2 separate regions of the Homo sapiens genome follow, and region 2 is linked to region 1. Evidence: chromatin contacts called from ENCODE Hi-C or POLR2A ChIA-PET data. All regions are on one chromosome and are shown on one strand. Each heading gives the region's core, a stretch centred on a gene start or an enhancer-like site at or near the end of the contact. The rest is flanking DNA. Distances are from core to core; before and after follow the strand shown.

The links. Hi-C counts contacts between places; a loop is a spot of excess contacts on that map. ChIA-PET counts read pairs that join two places held with the same protein, here RNA polymerase II (POLR2A). Pooled maps may share reads with other maps.
Region 2: a map of CD4-positive, alpha-beta memory T cell shows a loop between it and region 1 (3-fold over the local background). The contact joins the enhancer-like site here to the promoter of LINC01550 in region 1. A Hi-C loop is called at or near these places in 1 of 168 maps with a recorded cell type or tissue (CD4-positive, alpha-beta memory T cell) and 6 of 50 pooled maps. POLR2A ChIA-PET finds 5 or more read pairs at or near these places in 2 of 52 experiments (CD4-positive, alpha-beta T cell and CD4-positive, alpha-beta memory T cell).

Annotation. Positions count from the first base shown.
Region 1 is chr14:97,973,267-97,980,945 of GRCh38, reverse strand. LINC01550 (long intergenic non-protein coding RNA 1550) reads left to right here and starts at 2,822. Exons shown (of 3, transcript NR_015430.2): 1 at 2,822-2,969. RefSeq lists an enhancer at 2,323-2,822.
Region 2 is chr14:98,980,143-98,987,821 of GRCh38, reverse strand. No RefSeq gene overlaps it. Among named protein-coding and RNA genes, the nearest start is that of LINC02914, 270 kb to the right of the region's middle. RefSeq lists an enhancer at 2,301-2,919. Within about 2 kb of position 2,966, at least 4 of the 41 ENCODE cell types and tissues checked have a DNase peak (open chromatin) inside an H3K27ac peak, as active enhancers do; they include CD4-positive, alpha-beta T cell, where a contact is called at or near this core.

The sequences.
Region 1 (7,679 bases), core at 1,573-4,072:
AACCCCTGTTTTTCAAAAGTGGAAAATAAGACTCAGAGTGGTTAATAGATTTATACAAGGCCACACAGCTAGTGGGTGGCGGAGTGAGCAGAATTTCCATCTGACTCCATCTCCTTCCAAAAGTACAAAATGCACAAAAGTACGAAAATGCTTTTATTATGGATTGAAAATTTCTATCCCTCCAAATATATATCCTGAGGCTCTAAACCCCAGTATGGCCATATTTGGAAATGGGGGCTCGAAGGAAGTAAGACTTACTGAGGTCATAAAAGTAGAGTCCTGATATGATAGAATGAGTGTCTTTATAAGAGACACCAGAATGCTATTTCCCCAGGCACACACACCAAGGGAGGGCCATGTGGCTGTCTACAAGACAAGAGGTGAGCCCTCAGCAGAAACCAGGCCAGCCAGAAATGATCTTGGACTTGTCAGCCTCCAGAACACTGAGAAAATACATTTCTGGGATTTAAGTCACCCAGTCTGTGGTATTTTGTTATAGCAGCTCAAGCAGACTAATACATGTCAGTCCTGAGTTAATAATATTTCCCAGGAAGTCTCAGAGTACTATTAGGGAATGGCCCTTAAATACATGAAGTGCATGTATTAATTCCCAGCCTACCTCCTTCACCCTACATAAAGTGCAGAAAGGGTCAGGGTGTCACAGGGCCCGTTTCCTTCAATGCGTCTGTGGGAAGGACGTGTAGGTGCAGCCCACGATAGCTCAGAGAATGAGACCGGCTTCAGCTTGACCCTTTTTGCTCCAGGAAAGCATGATGTGGATCATATCTTACTTTACTCTCATAGAAATTTGCTGCTTCCTCATGTATAAATAACTAATCATGAGCAGCAGTGTGCTCCCTGTCAGAGCCTGATCAGGACCATAGAGGCAAGTGGGACTCAGCCTGGGTCTTCATGGCTGTGGGAGCCATTACTGCTCTCTGTATTCCAAGTGGAACAGTCCTGGTGTAAGGGTCTTGTTTCAGTGTCTGTGAGCATGAATGGGTGTGCGTGTGTGCACACGTGCATAAGAAGCTTGTATCCTTTCTTCTTCTAGTGAAAGGAAATCCCCTGTACCTGGGGATTGGGGGAGATAGTGAGGTGTTGGGGAGCAAGAGAGACTACAGGAAAAGATGAGGTGCTGAGGCCCACCAACCTGTTTGTCCTCACCCTTTCCATCTGCTGAAAGGTGCCTATTGGGCGTAGAATTGTCTCCAGCCCACTTCATTGGACCAGGTCATCCCAGTTAGCCTGACTGTCCTGTTTGCAGGTCAAGTATAGAGGGAATTTTGCCACAGTAAAACATGCTCTATTTTCAAGTCATATGTGAAGAAAAAATAAATGAAGGAAGGATGAGGAAAAGACCAAATGCTGCCAAGTGTCCACTACAAGCTCTGGTTTTCTGCGGGGGCCACTGAAAGGTGTACAAATTGTTCACCATAAGCCAAGGACACAAACATGTGTGTGCGTGTGTGTGTATGTATGTGTGTTTGATGCCTTAGCACAGCTCGTGTTTGATGCTTGTGATGGTTCTATTTATAAACTTTGTGCTCTCAGATGGGACAACCAGAGGCACTTCTTTCCTGCATTTCAAGTGTTTCATTTCCTTTTTAACATGTCTTTTAAATTAAGGGCATGCACACCAATGCATGGGCTCACTCTCATCTTACGGCAAGTTGATCAGACTAGGGTTAGTTGTCTGAGAAACATGGGTGGCCTTTGTCACAAACAAGAGGAGAAGCAGTTCAGGGAAGAAGAAGACTAAGGACTAGCACTGTTGTTTTGGTGGAGTTGTTTGTTAGCTGACTGTCTACAAGGCACATGTTCTATCGAATATTCAGTGTTGGGTGCTGACTGTGTTACGAGCCTTGTACATAGGATTTAAACCCCAGAGCCACTCTGTGAGGCCAGAATTGCTTTGGGATCTTTCAGATGAGGGAACCAACGTGAAGGCTTTAAATCCTATGTCCAAAGCCACACAGCGAAACCAGAGTGAAATCCGGAGCATTTGAATCAAGAGTTGAATCTTCTTTCCTCCCCGGAGGGAGAATCGCCCAGGGGCTGAGTGCAAGGGGAAAGGCTGGTTCTGAGGGGAAGAAGCTGAGCATGTTGCGGCACAGGACTTAGAAAAATTTAGAAGCATCTGCAATTGTTTTCCAGGGGAAGATACCCAAAAACAATCCAGAGAAGGAAATAAAACGAGAAGAATAGTAAGGCAACATGGAGTATAAAAGTTGCTGCATTTAGGGCGAAGGAGAGAACCTCTCTGCTCCGTGGCGATATTAAAGCTATCCCCAAGAACGGGAGGTGGGAGTGGCCTGAGGGATGACTCCTCCAGCACTGCTGCCTGCCAGCTCCGGGCTGCACAGGGCTGAGCCGGCGCCAAGAATGCCCTCTTCTGGTGATATTCTCGAAGCCCAGGAAGATAGCAAGGCAGCCGAGACCTGTGTTTTCCAGATCCTGGGTAGATTCCCTTGTCAGATGTGGTTCTACTTAAGCAAATATCACTACCTTCTCTTTTTCCTCCTCAGCCCTCAAACTAGTGATAGGGAAATTATTTCAATAAGGTAAGCTGTACCTTAGTAGAGTTTGCTTCCTTTTTTTTTTTTTTAACCCCGAATAATACTCTCTATGTCATCTGTATATTTATGATAGCTCAAAGACATGGGTGTGTGGATCTAATTAAAAATGTGAAAGGGTTTAGCAGCCTGCTGCTTCCCTGCAACTCTCTGGTTGCCAAATCTTGGCAGCCGTGTTGAACTTGAGCCAAGCGTTTAGTCCTCAGCTGAACTGCTGCCAGCCTGCGCACGGCATTGTGGGGCGAGAGCCGGAGGGGCTGCACTGCACCGAGCTTGCACAGGGCGAGGCGGGGGCAGGACCTGGGACCCAGCCACCCCGGAGGAAACCGGAGAGGAAACCAGCTTGGTCTTGCTCTCTGCCTCGTCCCAATCCCCGGCTCTTACCAAATGCAGGTAGGACCAGCTAGGCCAATTTGGTGACCGGGTAGGGCTTCAAGCTACTAGGTGGGAAATGGTCCCTACAGTTTTGCTTTCATTTAGTCGAAATCGGGCCTTTTCAGAGGAGAAACAGTTCTCCACTCTCTTGCAGTAGTTTGGGCCTGAGTTTCAACAGTCGGATGGGGCATTTCTATTGAGTTCTCTGCTGTCAGTCTGAGCTTTTTTTGATAGCTTGGCAATTGTTCTGTGTCTTCTCTCTGAAGCAGCTGAGTCCAGCACAGGGTTTCTCAAACCCTGTTGTGCACACATGTCACTTGGGAAATCTTGTGAAAATGCAGGTTTCTGAGTCTCCCCGGGGAAAGGGGAGAATTCATGTTGCCAAGATCAGAACTGACTAGAACTGCTTACGTTCCACATTATGACTCCAGACTGGAACTTTTGTGAATTCAAGGATGTTAGGCTCTGGAAAAGTACATCTTGGTGATTTGCTGTCAGAGGGAAAAACAATTCAAAGAACTCAGCATTCTCCACAATATGTTGACAAAAATAAGGGGAAAAAAAAAACATCAAAGGCATGGGTCACTTTTTATTTTTTTTTGAAATGTACCAGCTATAAGCAAATTAAAGAGGAAGAAAGGGTCGTATTCTTTGTATACAGAACACCCTCCTGCAGAGTGAAAATTCAACCCTAAAAAGATCTTCTAATATACTTGAGGGGCTGAGAGAGAGGATGAGGGGGGACTTTGCCTTTTAACTTTATATCTTGTGTATTGTTGATTTTTCATGATGATGCATTTCTTTCGTAATTAAAAGAAGAGGCAGCAGCTGCAAGACGGCCCAGGAGCCTTCTTGGCAGTGACCTTCCCCAGGGCAGGCCACCAGGGTGGGGCAAGTATGGACTTTGAAACCACTTTGTCCTGGAGTGGAAGCAGGCTCTGGCATTAAGCTTGGGGAATTTGGCTAACATTGCTGGGCCTTTGCAATTTCATCTGTGCAATGGAGAAATTGGGCCTTCATTGAGGCACAGCTGTGGGTGCCGCAGACATGTTTGTGCGGGGCTCATACCCAGGGGTCCTTAACAGGCGTTTTAAAAATTCAGAGTCTCTCTCCGATGGGGTTAGGACACTATTCCAGATAGAATTTCACCCCGGCAGACTGCTTCTGAGCACAGATATGTTCCAAAACCTCCGGATAGGAGCTAATCACTTTAGAAGTCACAAAGCCTCTGTTCATGATGTTAGAGGAGCTCCCCAAAAACGAGGCCTTGGGGAATAGCAGTGAATTTTCTCTTTCTTTTCAAATGGCAAATTTATACATATGAAAAGTCTAAATGACATGGCAAATAAATCACAAGTAGTCATAATTTAGCCGGCCACTTTTATTATGAAACAATCAAAAGCATGCAGTCGGGACGATGGAGGGAGATGCAGGCTGTGTGGCCCCTGTGCAATTAGGGGGCTGATACTTCCTTCATATCCTAAGTTGGGATGGCATGTCGCTTGCTTTGTGGTTTGGAATAATGCAGAACTGGCTGTTTCTATCACAGAAAGAGGGAGAGGGTGTGTGCCGCCAAGAATCAGGATATTTCCAGGAAAATTTCACTCCAAGAGGCTTTCTTGAATCTCATTCCTAACATGTGGGCAGATGATTGTCTAAACCACTGAGGGATGATGCTGGAGGTAAACATCTAATTAATTAAAGAAAATCTCCTTCTGCACCCCAACTCCGAAAATGCCCCGCAGTTGAGAAACACTGACACACACTCACCCACACTCACCCACACACTCACCCACACTCACACACACACTCACCCACACTCACACACACGCGCCCACACTCACACACACACTCACACATACACTCACACATACTCACACATACACTCACACACTCACCCACACTCACACACACACCCACACTCACCTACACTCACACACACTCTTACACATGTATTTGTAAAAAAAAACTCCCTGGTGACTGAGTCCTTCGGTCCACCTGCGTTTGTTAATTCCAGGTTACAAACACCTTGATCTCCATCACCCTTCTTCCAAGAATGTGTGACCACAACCCCTTCGCTCTTCCAAGCAACGTTTGCTCCAACTTAATATTCCGGTGCTTTCGGGAACAACATTTTAAAATAAACCATTTTGGCACCTTGTCAAAGTCTTGTCTAAATTCCTTCATGACAACCACTCTCAGTGAGATTTTTAAAACCAAAGGGAGTTGGGGGCAGGGAAAAGAGGAGTTCCCCGTTTAGAGTCCTAATTTTAAACAGTATCAAATAAGAATGTATTTATTTCTCCCGCCCCCTCTGTAGTTCCCTCCTGTTCCCACAGGGCATCCTCAGCCCACCTCTATCCTTCAGTCCATATCTTTATTGTCCCCTCCATGGGGTCTGGTCATCTGGGTCAGTGGGAAAGGGTCACTGGCCATTGGACAAAGAAAGGCTGGGCAGGGATGGGGCCTCGGGCAGGTGTTGAAATGTAGTTCCTGGTGTTTGGTAGTAATCACTACAAAACAATCCTGTCTGCTCCATTCCTATCAACAACCTGCTCTCCTTGGTCTGTTGCTAAGAGACCAGCCTGTTGTTTACAAGATCCTTGGTGGCGTAGACTTCCATAATTTATAATTTATTATCTTAGTGTCAAAACTTGTGTTGGTTTTTATTTTATTTCACCATAGATCCAATTATAGTTAGATACAACAAAGGTCATGCATCTGCCGGTGGCACAGTGACTGCACCAATAGTATCCCTCACCACCCCTAAGTTTAGGTGCTGCAGAAGAAAATGCTATTATTAACTGAAGATGAATATCATTTTTTGTCCACTAACTTCATGCATTATATGAGTGTTCAGGTCAATGGATTCCCTCAAGATTTGCTCACTACTGAAAACATGTTTCTGTCCAACCAAGAAGGAAATGAATTGAAATGATTTCAATTATCACAAGAAAGGAATTGAGTTTTCTTGCTGTACAGTTCAACACGTATTGACTCAACTCACCAATCCTCTCCCCGCAAAGTTCAGGGCCATAGACATTTATCCAGCACTAGACATTACTCTGGAACCACCGTAGGGTTTTGTGGATCCACAAAACCACCTTGTGAGGATATTCTCTACTTAGAATAATTCAATGAATTCAGAAAGGAAGTGATGGCACAGAAGAAAGGGTCATTGAAGTAAAACAGCTCAGTCTCAACATATCAGCTAAGAGAAGAAGAGAAACAGAAAAGTGTTAAGATCATTGCCAACATGTATTGTATCAGGCACAAGGCTAAGTGTTTAATCTGGAATAACTTATTAAAAGGTACTGACAGATCTATGAGGAAAATTCTAGTATTAGTCTCATTTTTACAGACAACAAAATCAGAGCTTTCTACCTTAAGTAAGGCACTCAACAATGCCTAGCTATTAAGTGACAGGATGGAACTCAGGCTGAGAGACTCTAGGGCCATTTTTTATTCTCATAGAAATTTTTAAAATATGTATCAGCCTGGGCTTTGGAGTTTTTTTGTCTGTTTGAGAAGAGTCCCACATACATTTGATGAAACAGGGCAATGAGCATAGATTCCAAAACCTTCCACATTATCCTCTACAGAGTCTTCATCATCTCGTAGAAAACACAGAGCATGAGAAATTTCTAGGAAGGGCATTTTATTTTCCCCGTCTGAGAGCCTGGAAAATTCTAATGCCGTTTTACTGGGAATTAAGCTTGTTGTTTTCCAGAAAGCAATTATGGCAATATTTCATACCAGCATTTTGCATCACTTAATTCCTGCCTGCTCCCTGGTGGGTCGTGGCCAGGACAGAATACTGTGCACAGATCTCCTGAACCCTCTCTGGTTGGGGTTGGCAGACTCATTTTTAGTACAGTGATGGAAAGAGATGAATAAACAAGCTAGGAACTATGGACCATCAAAGAAGCAGTCATGACATTGACGATGACTGAACCACTTCTCAGGCCTGTCTATTTGCTTTTCCTCCCCCAAACAGGACATTGTTCTCATTCAGAAGTGCAAACCCTTAGACTGGAACCCACGGGCAGACCCCAGTGAATAAAGGAGTGGAGTGCACATCCCTCAGTTTATTTTCTGAGGCCATTTCTCTGAGACTAGAACCTTCCTGAGGGTGCAGATGGGGTCCTCTTCATCTTGGTAGCTGTGCACATCCATTTAAGATTCAGAATCAGTAGTTTGGGGTTCAAGTTCTCATCTACCACTTAGTAGCCTCGTGAACTAAGGCAGGTTTTAAACTCTTACGTTCCTAGTTACGACATTTGCAAAAATGGTGATGATAATACTGTCTTCTTCACAAGGAAGAGAGGATTAAAATGAACAACAAATGCAACGTGAAATTGGAGATGGAACTAGATAAAAGTGATTAACATCATTACTCAAATGCCAGGACCAGTAAAATGCCTGACAAACAATAGCCTCTCATTCAGCAGCATGTGTAGCTATGAGATCGTAGTCAGTCTATGTGTGCCAACACTATGAAGCATTGGGATCCAGAGTTGGAAGACAGACCATTTCTGCCAATTGTTCACAGCACATGGAGGAGAGGAATGTGTAAACAGTTACCCAGAAATATACATACACTTCTATGGAGACCAAGATTGAGACGTGACCTGTAACGCATTAACTTTTAACTCTTATGCCTCATTTTCTTCATCTGAGAAATGATTCAGTCATCATTAAGTCATGACAGCTTCTTTGATGGTCCAT
Region 2 (7,679 bases), core at 1,717-4,216, 1.0 Mb before region 1:
GGGAAACAGGCCCTTGAAAAGAAGGTAATGTGGAGTGAGAAGCCTCCGTATTGATTAAGAAGGGGACGGGCTTACCTTCCACTGTGAGAGTTACCCGAAGCTCGGCATCCGTGATGGTCTAGGGGGCTTCCGAGGCGATCGGGCAGCGTCAGTCTTCAGCCGCTAAGCCGAGAAGATCTGGGAAGGAGTCAGAGAGCCTTGGGCCAGAGTCCCAGGGGCTCTGGGAGTGGCTGCCAGGTGAGTTGAACAGTCCGATTTTCAGTGGGGTCCCACACAGATGGGACGCGGCTTAGGAGGAATCCTGGGCTGCGGGCATTCCTTGGCCCAGTGGCCAGATTTCCGGCACGTGTAGCAAGCTCCTGTGGGAGGAGGTTCTGGAGGAACGCCTGGCCGCTGCGGTTCAGGTGTTTGGAAGTTCTTGTGTGCTGGAGATGTGGCTGGGGTTTGTCTCATAGTGGAGGCAAGGAATTGCAACTTTTTTCTATTATTGTACACCTTGAAGGCGAGGTTAATTAAATCCTGTTGTGGGGTTTGAGGGCTGGAATTTAATTTTTGGAGTTTTAGTTAATGTTGAGAGCAGATTGGGTAATAAAATGTATTTTGAGAATAAGATGGCCTTTTGACCTTTTAGGGTCTAGGGCTGTAAAGCGTCTCAGGGTTGCTGCCAAACGAGCCATGAGCTGGGCTGGATTTTTATATTTGATGAAAAAGAGCCTAAACGCTTCTGATTTGGGGTAAAGAAAAAGGAGCATTAACCTTGACTATGCCTTTGGCTCCAGCCACCTTTTTAAGAGTAAATTGCTGGGCAGGAGGGGGAGGGCTAGTCATGGAACGAAACTGTAAGCCGGACCAGGTGTGAGGAGGGTAGGTGATAAAAAGATTATAGGGTGGAGGAGCAGAGGCTGAGGAAGAATTGGGACCTAGCTCGGCCTGGCGAGGAGCAGCCTGGGGAGGAAGGGAGAGGTCAGATGGGTCTGTAGAAAAGGAAGGTTAGAAAGACTCAGCGACACTTGGGGTTGGTACTGAGGGGACAGGCGGGAGGGAAAGAAGGAAGATTTGGGATGAATTGCACTGGGCACAGAGACTAGGAAGGGACTGATGTGTAAAAGAATGCCTGGACATCAGGCACCTCAGACCGTTTGCCTATTTTAGAAGAATTATTTAGATCTTGCAGTATGGAAAAATTCAAAGTGCCATTTTTTGGCTATTTGGAACTACTGTCGAGTTGTATTGGGGTCAAGCGGCATTGCAGAAGAAAATAAGGCATTTAGGTTTTAGGTCAGGTGTGAGTTGAAGAGGTTTTAAGTTTTTGAGAACACAGGCCAAGGGAGTAGAAGGAGGAATGGAGGGTGGAAGGTTCCCATAGTGAAGGAAGCAAGCCTAGAGAAAAGAGAGAGTAGAGAAATGGAGGGAAGGGGTTCGGGGGTTCTTACCTTCCAGAAAAGTGGGAAAAGGGGTTGGGGCACAGAGATAAGAGGTTGGGGCGTGGAAATAAGGGATGGGGCACAGAAATAAGAGGTCAGGGCACGGAAATAAGGGATTGGGGCACAGAGATAAGAGGTTGGGGCGTGGAAATAAGCGATTGGGTGGTTCTTGCCCCCTAGGAAAGCGGGACTTGCCGCTAAGGGTGAAGGAGAAGGGGTTGAGGGGTACTTGCCCCTGCCCCAGGAAAGCGGGACTTGCCGCTAAGGGTGAAGGACCAAGGCAGGCGTCCCTGCGTGGTCTGACACCCTTGAAACGTGAGTGTATAATCAGAGAGGCATCCCTGCAATGATTAAACACCAAGGGAAGGCTGCCTTCCCAGTCCGTGACCGGCGCCGGAGTTTTGGGTTCATGGATAAAATATGTCTCTTTTGTCTCTACCAGAAAATGAAAGGAATTGAAATTAAGAGAAGGGAGAGATTGAAGTGTGGCGCCAAGATTGAAAGGAGAAAGAGGTTGAGGGATAGTGAGGGAGGTTGGAGAAGAGAGTAAAAAGAGGCCACTTACCGGATTTGAAATTGGTGAGATGTTTCTTGGGCTGGTCGGTCTGAGGACCTGAGGTCATAGGTGGATCTTTCTCATGGAGCAAAGAGCAGGAGGACAGGGGATTGATCTCCCAAGGGAGGTCCCCCGATCCGAGTCACGGCACCAAATTTCATGCACGTCCCTGTGAAGAGACCACCAAACAGGCTTTGTGTGAGCAATAAAGCTTTTAATCACCTGGGTGCAGGCGGGCTGAGTCCGAAAAGAGAGTCAGCGAAGGGAGATAAGGGTGGGGCTGTTTTATAGGACTTGGGTAGGTAAAGGAAAATTACAGTCAAAGGGGGTTTGTTCTCTGGCGGGTAGGAGTGGGGGTCGCAAGGTGCTCAGTGGGCAGGAGTGGGGGTTGCAAGGTGCTCAGTGGGGGTGCTTTTTGAGCCAGGATGAGCCAGGAAAAGGACTTTCACAAGGTAATGTCATCAGTTAAGGCAAGGACCGGCCATTTACACTTCTTTTGTGGTGGAATGTCATCAGTTAAGGTGGGGCAGGGCATATTCACTTGTTTTGTGATTCTTTAGTTACTTCAGGCCATCTGGGCGTATACGTGCAGGTCACAGGCGATGCGATGGCTTGGCTTGGGCTCAGAGGCCTGACAGAGGAGACACTGGGAAATCTAGGGGGAAGGACATTTGAGCTGGGCTTCTGCAGGACAGCCAAGAGCTCACCAGATGGTGGAAGACAAGGTACTTGCTACCTATAGTTTCCCATGGCCTCTGCTCCAGGCTAGGCCCTACAAGGGAGGACCTCCCTAAAGTTTCAGTTTGGGGTTCTTATTTTAATTTGTGGTGCCTGTGATGCGGAGTTCTGAGGAGAAGACCTAAAGGAAATTGCTGTTTTGAGCCTGTTGGGCTGTGTCCCCAGTAGGTGCAGATGTTCTGATAAGGTGTGGTGATCGTGACCTCACAGAGCCGCTCTGCCAGGAGATAAGGGCAGATGAGTTGCAGAAAGAGCTTCCTGTCGTGGGCTGATTGGCTGGCGGGGTGGATCTGAAGCTGCGGCTGGGCCAGCCCTGCAGAGGCCGCTGACTGGGTCAGTGAAGTGCTGAGGCTGCACTTCTTGCTCTACCCTCCATGGCTGCATCTCTGGGTCACCTCGTCCATGGAGGACCCCTTTGAGACACGCGGGGGCAAAAGAGAGAACAGTGTTTTAGGGGATCCTTAGAGCTGGTTTCAGTCTTGCCTATGTTATTAGTTAGCTATGCGGTTGTAGCAAAGCCACCTTGCTACTCTGAGCATCCTTCCCCCATCTATAAAATGGAGTTATCAGTCCCAACTTCAAAGGACTATTGGTGGCGTTCAGCAGTCAGTGAACCCGAAGTTCCTACGAGGGCACCGGGTGTAGAATAGATGCTCAATCAAAGGTGGCTACACTTTGTGTCATCGCCCTATTCATCATGATTGTCCCATCACTCATTATCCTGGTCTGATTTTGGCTTCTGCTCTCTGGAGAATCTTTCTTGAGCTCTGTAGCCTTGCACCAAGCTCTGGGATTTCAGCTATAATCAGTCTTATATACAGTGCCCTGCCTGGAGCTTCCAGGCCAGGAGAAGAGACTGGGCTTAACAGTTGATCAACCCCATATGTCACGAGTAGGGTGAGCTCTGTGGAAGTAAAGTCTGTGGGTGGGGAAGTGGCCTATGGGGTCTCACCCAGACCAGCCAGAGATGTTCCACCAGGAGCCTTCAGCCTGGTAAGCAGCAGGGCAGGGGGTGTGACTCCAATCTGGATCTGCCTGACTCTGAAGACGTTGTGCTCTTTGATAGCTATGCAATGAGGTCACCATGCTCTAGGAACCAACATTTGTCCTATTTGGTGTCACCTCAGTCCTTTGGGTTCAGTCCTCAAAATAGGTAAACGTCAGAAGTCATCCCTTTCCTTTTTGGTTTGTCAAAATGCTGCAGGCTTTTTGCTCTTCCTCCCTCCCTCCCTCCTTCTTTCCTTCATTCCTTCTTTTCTTTCTTCTTTCGTTCCCTTTCTCCTTTCCTCCTTCCCTTTCTTCCCTTCCTCCCTCCCTTCCTATTGATGCGGCTTCACAATGTGAAACTGTGTCCCTGTGAGTACACGATCTGTACGTGTTGCTGGGGCACTGTACTTGAGCTCCGATATCATCCCTCCTCTGTGTGCACCATGAAAACCAGTTTGCTACCTGGAGGAGTCCAGACACCTCAAATGTCAAAGGAAGCTTCTCTTTCTGTTTCTGTCTCTTCCCTCTTCTGTGGGAGGGGCCACAGCTTGAGGAAAGGGCCCATTTTGGGGGCCAAGGAATTATTCAAGGGGGCCAGGGAATCAATTTTTACTCATCTACTAAGGAGCAGCTCCAGGACCGGCCCAGGACCCTGCTAGAAAGAACATTCCAATACAGGCTGACAGGCTGTAGAAATTAACGCGCAATACAATGAGGGGTCGTTATTCACATGGGTTGAGAACAATAACAAAAAATGCGGGAATATTAATTGATGTGCCATGTTCATAAAATGAAGAGGGGGGAGGAGAGCTTGAAATGATGGCGACAAAACAGTAAGAAGATGATTCCTAACGGGAAACATTAAACATACATACAGTGGCAGCGAATTGGATACGTTCGCAACAGATTTCCTGCTAACACAAATTGGCTGTTAGCCTCTTTACAGACAGCTGAGGGAAGCTGGCATCTTGGTTTGTACTAAGTGGAGAATTTTAACCGATTAGGGAATGTGGGGTGCTAAAAACCATCCTCCATCCCCCGATAGCTGATATATTATTTGGTAAAGTCTGAAAAAGCAAGCTAAGAAGACAGGTCTAAGTCCCTGACTTCTGGATTCCAATGTTCCTCTCATCTTCCTCTCTCAGGGCATACATGTGATTTCCCCTTCTGTAGCACTTCCTGTAAAAACTTACGTGTTTATTTATTTGGTGTGATGTCTGTCACTCCAGCTAAGCTGTAGACTACAGTGTTTTTGCCAAGACATTCTAGGAGTTGGGTGTTTCCTCTACCTTGGCACCTTTGAGATCTCCTGTTCTTTCTGAATGCTGCCTTGTAGCACTGTAGCCCGATCCCAGAAGAAACAATTCTGGTATTACATCTGGACCCAAGTCCTCGTTTTGCTCTCTGGCTACTCTCAATGTGACCTTGGGCAAGCCATTCCACCTCTCTGCATTTCAGATTCCTAGTCTGCATAATGGAGGTAAGAACTGGGTGAGATAGAGTGGCACAGGATATAGTAGAATCCAGGTTTCCTGACCCCATGCCAACACTCTGTTCCCCACAATTGAATGTTCTACACTGGTGGCTTCCAAACGGGGTAGATGTACATGCAGGGAGTTAACACTGAAGACAAGGAAAAAACACTAGAACTTTTATTTATGGTTAACTCAGCTCAGTATAAATAAAAACACATGCTTAACAATACATGTGTTTAATTTATAAAGAAGGGTATACGTAGGAAGTCCATGCTCGAACATTCCGTCTCTGCTTTGAAATAGCTCACAAACTATATCTAGATGACAGAAGCTCAGCAATTTAGGCGTCTACCACCTTTTGTTTTAACCACTCTAAGTGGAAATAATTTCCGCTTAGGCAGAGACAGTGGAATATGATGTAGCATTGTCTGTGAAATTCCGAGCTCCGGTTGGGAATATCAGCTTGTACCACTCTAAAATACTGTGTGACTTTTACATGGGGCTACTATTTTTCAGTGACACTAAATGGCCCCAGACTTCAGTTCCTTTTCAGGTTTCCTGTCTGCTTTTTGTAGTCGTTCTATCTCTTTCTCACGCTACTCCATAAAGGTAAGAGCCTAAGAGGAATTTTGGAGGATTTGGGATTCTGGGTTCAGGTTGGCCACTAGCTTACCAGGTAAGCTTGGGAAGATCCCTTCTCTTCCCCGAGTTCTGGGTTCCTGGTTTGTAAATGAGTGGATTGGTCCAGGTCATCACCTCTGGTCCCTTCTAGCCCAGTGATGCCGTCACACTGAAAGATGTTGGCCAGTATATCTTTCAGCATCCCTCCTCCCTCCCCCTCCCTGAAATCTATTGTGGATTGGAAAGAAGAAACATATACAAGAAGTTGCCTTAGGTCTTTATGCATGGAAAAAAAAAAGTAAATAAGCAAGATTATTACAAAAGAGCCAAAGTAAGATTTAAGAGAGAATTGGAGGGCCTTTCCCTGGGACAAGTACATGAAGGTTCATTTATACTTTTTTTTTCTTTTTTTTTTGAAACAGAGCCCCACTCTGTCACCCAGGCTGGAGTGCAGTGGTGAGATCTGGACTCACTGCAGCCTCCACCTCCTGAGTTCAAGAGATTCTCGTGCCTCAGCCTCCTAAGTAGCTGGGATTACAGGCGCCTGCCACCACACCCGTCTAATTTTTGTATTTTTAGTAGAGACGGGGTTTCATCATATTGACCAGGCTGGTCTTGAACTCCTAACCTCAAGTGATCTGCCTGCCTTGGCCTCCCAGAGTGCTGTGATTATAGGCATGAGACGCTGTGCCTGGCCCATGCATGTGTTTTGTTTTTTTCATTGTGTTAACATATACCTAACATATAATTTATCATCTTAACCATTTCTCAGCATGCTGTTAATGGCATTAAATACATCCATAATCCTGTGCAAGCATCTCCACCATCTGCCCCCAGGACTCTTCATTGGAAACTCTGTCCCCAGTAAACACTAACTCCCCATTCCCCTTCCCCCAACCCTGGCAACCTCCATTCTACTTTCTGGTTCTATAAATTTGACTACTGCCGATACCTCACGTAAGTGAAATCATACGGCATTTGTCCTTTTTTTTTTCTTTTTGAGACAGAGTCTTGCTCTGTCCTCCAGGCTTGAGTGCAGTGGCACAATCTCAGCTCACTGCAATCTCTGGCTCCCAGGTTCAAGCAATTCTCGTGCCTCAGCCTCCCAAGTAACTGGGATTATAGGCATACACCACCAAGCCTGGCTAATTTTTGTATTTTTAGTAGAGATGGGGTTTCATCATGTTGGCCAGGCTGGTCTTGAACTCCTGACCTCAGGTGATCTGTCTACCTTGGCCTCCCAAAGTGCTGGGATTACAGATGTAAGCCACCAAGTCTGGACAGCATTTGTCCTTTTGTGACTGGATTATTTCACTCAGCATAATGTCCTCACGGTTCATCCATGTTGTAACATATGTCAGAATTTCTCTCCTCTGTAATGCGAATAATATCACATTGTATGGATAGACCTCATTTTGTTTATCCATTCGTCTATTAGTGGACACTTGTGCTGCTTCCATGCTTTAGCTATCATGAATAATGCTGCTGTACAAAAATACTGAACATAGCTGTACAAATATCTCTTCAAGAAAGTGTTTTTAATTCTTTTGGATCTATACCCTGTCTTAGTTCATTTGGGCTGCTTTGGAGTGGGTAATTTATAAGCCATAGGAATTTATTTTTCACAATTCTGGAGGCTGGGAAGTCCAATATCAAGGTACCAGCAGATTCAGTTTCTGGTGAGGGCCTCTTCCTGATAGATGGCATTTTCTAGCTGTATCTTCACAGGGTGGAAGGGATAAAAAAGCTCCTTTAGTCTCTTTTATGAGGGCACTAATCCCATTCATTAGAGTGGAGCCCTCTTGACCTAATCACCTCCCAAAAGCCCCACCTCTTAGTACCATCACATTGGAGATTAGGTTTCAGCGTATACATTTT